Regions from separate parts of the Homo sapiens genome. Here region 2 is linked to region 1. A link is an interaction called in ENCODE POLR2A ChIA-PET data of the cell type or tissue named here. Cell type or tissue: GM12878. All regions are shown on one strand. Each heading gives the region's core, and the rest is flanking DNA. Links, peaks and the distances in the headings are about the cores only.

The links. Peaks named below come from ENCODE experiments on the same cell type or tissue, not always from the same donor. Only the 100,000 strongest peaks of a DNase experiment are listed, where the experiment ranks them.
Region 2: POLR2A ChIA-PET joins it to region 1 with 7 read pairs; 1 of 35 experiments calls an interaction of 5 or more read pairs at or near these places.

Annotation. Positions count from the first base shown.
Region 1 is chrX:149,119,915-149,122,832 of GRCh38, reverse strand. No RefSeq gene overlaps it. Among named protein-coding and RNA genes, the nearest start is that of IDS, 380 kb to the left of the region's middle. In GM12878, for the core only: a CTCF peak has its summit at 2,152; a DNase peak (open chromatin) is centred at 1,171.
Region 2 is chrX:149,039,941-149,042,858 of GRCh38, reverse strand. No RefSeq gene overlaps it. Among named protein-coding and RNA genes, the nearest start is that of IDS, 460 kb to the left of the region's middle. In GM12878, for the core only: no CTCF peak of the experiment used is centred there; a DNase peak (open chromatin) is centred at 1,776.

The DNA of each region.
Region 1 (2,918 bases), core at 203-2,702:
TAAGCAAGGGCAGCCCCAGAGAGGCTGAAGCAGGTAGAAGACTCTATAAGACAGAGAAACAACGGGACATAATAGCATCTGATGAGAGGCAGAGAAAGGGTCCAAATATGGTTCAAAGCCTGGAACCAGAGGAAATGGCAGAATGATGATGGGGTGGAATGGGTTGGCCTTTCATACACAAGAGACTAGACCCACTGCTAGTGTCTGGCACATTGAACCTCTCAAGTTTGGGCACCTGGATAAATCTGCTTCCACTACTACACAGAGACAAGCTGGCAAAAGCCATTCAAGCTTGGTTTCAATAAAACCACTGGTGAGAGATAGCTTTTCCATTTTGTTGTTACTAATAATATAGTCTCAACTACAGCTCTATACAGACTTCTAATAATATATTTGCCACTTTACAAAGCCCAAGTTGCTTCAGCACCAGTAATATTGTACATAGCATGAACAACAGCCCACTGCTCTCTGGGGTTTAATATGCTGTGAACACATTTCTGCATCTTTAAATGAACATAAAGCATTTACCCAGACCTTTGGCATTGTCTTGGTCCCATTGTTAATATGATAGACCCAGCCAAATGCTATCAGGGAAGAATGATTTATACATGAAAGATATTGTCAGAAATGGTTGAGGGAAAATGTATGAAGGAGAGGGGCATTTCATTTGTCTTCATGTAACTCTTTAAAACCAGTGAGAGTAGTAAGATGACTGAATTCTTCAATAAACCTTTGATAAAGCATTAAGGAAGCTGACATGGTATCTCTTGATGGGCCATTACTACCTGCTTTGGATGCCAAGTACTTTCATCCACTCCAGAAGTATATTAATGAGGCAGGAAAGGCGTATCTGGGAAATAAAATCATCATCTAAGCATGGCTTTTCTTCTTTGTTAATCATCTCCTCTTTCTTTTTTTCTCCTTTACATTTCAAAAGTTGGTCTGGGTAGAGTGAAGCCTGCTGGGGTTTTAAGAATAAGAAACACATGCTATTGGCTCCCACTGGGTTTCACTGATTTTTTTTTTTTCTAACACATGCAGGGTGTAGGCATTTTGATGTTTGCTCTTGGGCGGCTTTTCCCAGGTGCTTTCCTCCCTCCAATTTCCCCCTTTTTGCTGGGCTTCAAAGGGGTAAATGAGGAGTCAGTGGCCACATTTAGCAGTTGAAATAGAAACAATGCCTTTTCAAAGGGGTGCCACAGAGGCTGAGGTTTGGAAGGTGGCTCAAGTGGCATTTCTGGGAGCAAAGAGAGTTCAGCAGTGCGTGGCAACTTGCTTCGTTCAACAGAGCTTTGCTAGCATTCAGGAGACTTTCAACTCCAAGCCTCTGTATTTGTTTTATTTTAAAGGGAGCAAGAAAAGAAATCAGGAGCATTCTTCAGATGCAAGTCACTAGGAGCCCTGCCTGTCTTCTGCATGGAAGCCTGTGTTAATCCGTAAAAAATTGATTTATGTCACTGCCAGTTATGTGCTCATGTGGAGACGAGAGCAGCCCCATGGAGATGAAGGGCTGCTCTTCACGCTATCTTCATAGGAAGAACTTAGCAATGGAATTGCCCTGGTCTTCTCCCTGCTTTCTTCTTCTGGGAAAGACGGGTTGCAGGTGTGTTAAAGAATAGTGTTTGCTTAATGATGCACTTAATGAAAGTCTTTGATCAATGATAATTTGTGAGCTTCAAGTAGGGGAGGCTTGAAAAGCACAATCATTCAGCGAGTAACTATTTTCTCAGGCAAAAAGGGGGAAAATTGATGCATCAGGTCTAGTAATCTGCAAGAATATGACAGAAAGATATGTGTGGCTAAATGCTAGATAGACAAAAGCTACGGATGAAGCTGGGAGGGGGGTGTACACCAAAGTGCTAATTGGCAAAGTGGAAATAAAAAACAGTGAGAAGGAGTGCCCAGGAAGAGAGACAGGTTAGGTGAAATGAGAGATGAAATCAAGGGAGGAATGGGCAGCAAGGGCATGCTTGCAGAAATCAACAAGTTAGGAGACCAAAAGGGAAAAAGCACAACATGGAGATCAAAACCAAGATTAAATTGTCTACAAAGGAAGACAGTGAAACAAGGTAAATGACTGTTAAATAATACACTTGGCTTGCAGCAGGCAGTAATTCAATCAGTAGCTCCATCAGAAAGGGAAGCTGCTGTGGCCATGAGAGAGCACTGCAGCAAAAGCTTCCTCCCCACAAGACAGACAGGGACCTGGAGGAAGGAGGAGGGAGTGACACCCAGCAGGCAACCCACCAGAAACTCTTAACGGTGGCCACAGGGTCTGTGACGCCTGCCCCAACCCTGCCTGCCACCCCTGCAAGCTAAGCAGAGCATTTTCTACCTCTTAAAACTTATGGACACTTTAGGTCAAAGGATAGTATGCTATTCCTCCCACCCTAAATTAACTATAAAAATTCCATTTATGTTCTCTGTTCTCAAGAGTCTAGAGGGCTACCGTAAGTTTGCATTTGAAAGTTTCAATAAAAAACCAATAGGGTTTTTTCTCGCTTTTTGAAATACACAATTATAATATTAAAAGCCTTTTTTTTTAAATTCCACACACTCTGAGATTCTGACACCCCACCTTGGGGAATGTAGTTCTCACTCACCACTAAGAGTCACTGGCCTTTGAATAGATAGTAAAAGCCAATTAATATGAATCTTTAAAGGCAGATTCTTAGAGCTGTACGTACCCCTAGTCTAATGCCTCTCTTTAAAGATGGAAAAGTTGAGGCTCAGAGAGAAAAACAGAGTTGTCTAAGGTCATACTTAGAGTGAAAGACTGAGTAAGGTTTGATACCTAATGTCTCTTGAGTTCCAATTTAGTGTTGTTTCTGTCTCCTTTCATTAATTTCTAATTCAACTTGGGTTGAGCTGAAATACACCGGGGTTTGATCTAGAAATAAAAAAGGCAGCTAAGCAAA
Region 2 (2,918 bases), core at 234-2,733, 80 kb after region 1:
AATGATGGAGCTCTGCAGAAGGCAGAGTAATGGCCCCCACAGATATCTATGTCCTAAATCCAGAACCTATTACCTTACATGGCTATGTTAACTTTGCAAATGGGATTAAAGTGAATGACATTGAAATGGGAAGATTGTACTGGATTATCCAGGTGGACCCTCATTTTAATCACATGAGTCTTTAAAAGTGAATAAACTTTCCTGACCATAATCAGAAAGCAAGGTCACAATGGAAGAAGGGTAAGAGAAAGGTGACACTATTGACTTTGAAGATGGAAAAAGAGGCCATGAGTCAAGGAATGTCTCTAGAAGCTGGAAATGGTAAGGAAGCAGAGTCTCCCTCCAGAAAGGAAACAGCCCTGCTAACTAACACAATGACTTTAGACTTGTTATACCCATGTCTCACTTTTGATCCCCACAACTGTAAGACAATAAATTTCTGTTGTTTTAAGCCTCTAAGTGTGTAGTAGTTTGTTACAGTAACAATATAAAACATATACAAGCTCAGATATTGATCAACAAGTGCCTGGTCAGGAAGGTTATTTTCTCTATTGGAGGACAACAATGGCAGCCTGAAGGGCTATATTCTGTGCCGCTATAACCAGTGGGAATAAATTCTAGAATGAGTAAAGTGGAGGTAAGTGTAGCAACCAGGATTTTGTAGTTGGGGTAATGCCAAAATAGTGCTCTGGATAAACTGACCCACATTCAGTGGTTTGTTTTTGGCAACCAACATAACTTTCCAAGGTTCACTGGTCCCTTACCCATACAGTTTTTGAGGCAGTTGCACTTACATAAAAAAGAAAGGAAAATTCAGGGAGAGCAGGAGAGGGAGAGGAAGCAGTAGTAAGAGTGTGCTGCCAGATGTTTTTGGCTAAACTCGAGAATATTTGAACTTGAATCCCCCTTTAAACATCAACCTTATACTTTTAATGGCTAATCTTAAAGAAAGAATAGTCTCATACATCATTTTTTCTCCTTTAGAATGTCATCTAATGCCTTAGTTTCAAATTGTTGCTCAAAGTGGTGGGTACATATACACAGACATGCACACAGACACACACACACACACACACACACACACACACACACACACACACTCGTGCACCTACAGGCCAAATTGGGTAAATGTGATCTTTGGCTTCCTTCTGAAAAGAACAGAATAGAAATGTAAGAAGTCACCTAGAAGATGGGTTTAATGGCTTCTGTTATTTTCTCAAATTTTGCCCAAATGAGGTTTCTTTTAAAAAAGTTAGAAGCTCTTTCATAAAATGTTTATACGTATGGGTGGACTATTCATTCTTTATTCACAGAACCATTCTAATATAATATGTAACAAGAGTCTAAAAGCTAATCAATAATGGAACATAGATCTGCCTATGGAAGTGTCTGTGCCTCCTCAGAGAGGAAGATGCACAAGACAGTGAGCCTCCAAGGGCAGTTCCAACTTTATATTTACTTTATGATGATTCAACTCTATGTGTAATTCTTTGTATTGTCACTTTCAATTATTTTCGGAACAAAACCGCTAGGGAAATGAGTTACTCATTTCAAAAAGCGCATTCATATTTGATAAATAGCTTACAGATTAGAGAGAAGATGTTTACTGAAACCAGGATTCAAAGCTCTTTCCTGGGAATCAGACTAAACCACTAGATTAAGGATGATAAATCTGCGTTGCCCAGATCATCTGAAGCTAATAGTGTAGGGCTGGGCTGAGTTGCCTGTAAAGGTACTTCCCTAGGAAATAGCATTAAGACAAGGCTTTCAGTGGGTTTCTGGCCAGATGCAAGATCCTGGGAGGGCTGCAGTCATTTCATAACTTCATGTTCAATGGCCCAGTGGGGAAGAAAGAGTCTGCAAGGGCCTCTTCTGGTTTGACAGACAAAAGCCAATTTCCACCTTTACTGCATTGGATACACACTATCCAGGTGCCCAAAGCATCATGCTTCCCTATTACTGAGTTCTCCGTTCTTCTCCAACTTCCATTTCAGGGCATAGCAGAGGTTTGGAAAACAATATAATTATTCTCTGTTTCCTGAGCTCTGGGTCCCACAAAATGAAAGTGAAAATCTCTTCTTACCAATGTGCTTTTTTGTTTGTTTAGGTATTGGGTCATTTAACATAAATCTTTGCTGAAAAACCATTAATATGATTTATTCATTTATTAATATACTCCACACGTATTATCTCAGTATTATAGTGCCAGTGCTGAAACTCTAAATCATTTCCATTACTCACTTCAAAAGTAACACTTCTGGCCGGGCACAGTGGCTCACACCTGTAATCCCAGCACTTTGGGAGGCTGAGGTGGGCAGATCACGAGGTCAGCAGATCGAGACCATCCTGGCTAACACAGTGAAACCCCGCCCCTACTAAAAATACAAAAAGGTAGCCGGGCGTGGTGGCACACGTCTGTAGTCCCAGCCACTTGGGAGGCTGAGGCAGGAGAATCACTTGAAACCCAGGAGGTGGAGGTTGCAGTGAGCCAAGATAGCACCACTGCACTCCAGCCTAGGCAACAGAGTGAGACTCCATCTCAAAAACAAAGAAACAAGCAAACAAACAAAAAAAACCACTTCTGATTCCTTTTTTGTACCTTAACCTTAGTTGCCCTCAGTTCATAGGTAGACAGAAGTTTGTTTGGATAGGGAATATGGCTTTACACCAGAATTTCCTATATAGTGTAATTTGAGTCTTTGAGGGACTGCTATGGTTTGAATGTTTGTCCTAAGACTCATGTTGAGATTTAATTGCCATTGTAACAGTATTAAGAAGTGAAACCTTTAAGAGGTGGATTAGGCCATGAGGACTCCACCCTCTTTAATGGATTAATGTCATTATTGCAGGAGTGGGTTTGTTATAAAAGGGCAAATTTGGCCCCTTTTTCTCTCTTTCTCATGCCCTTCTGCCTTCTG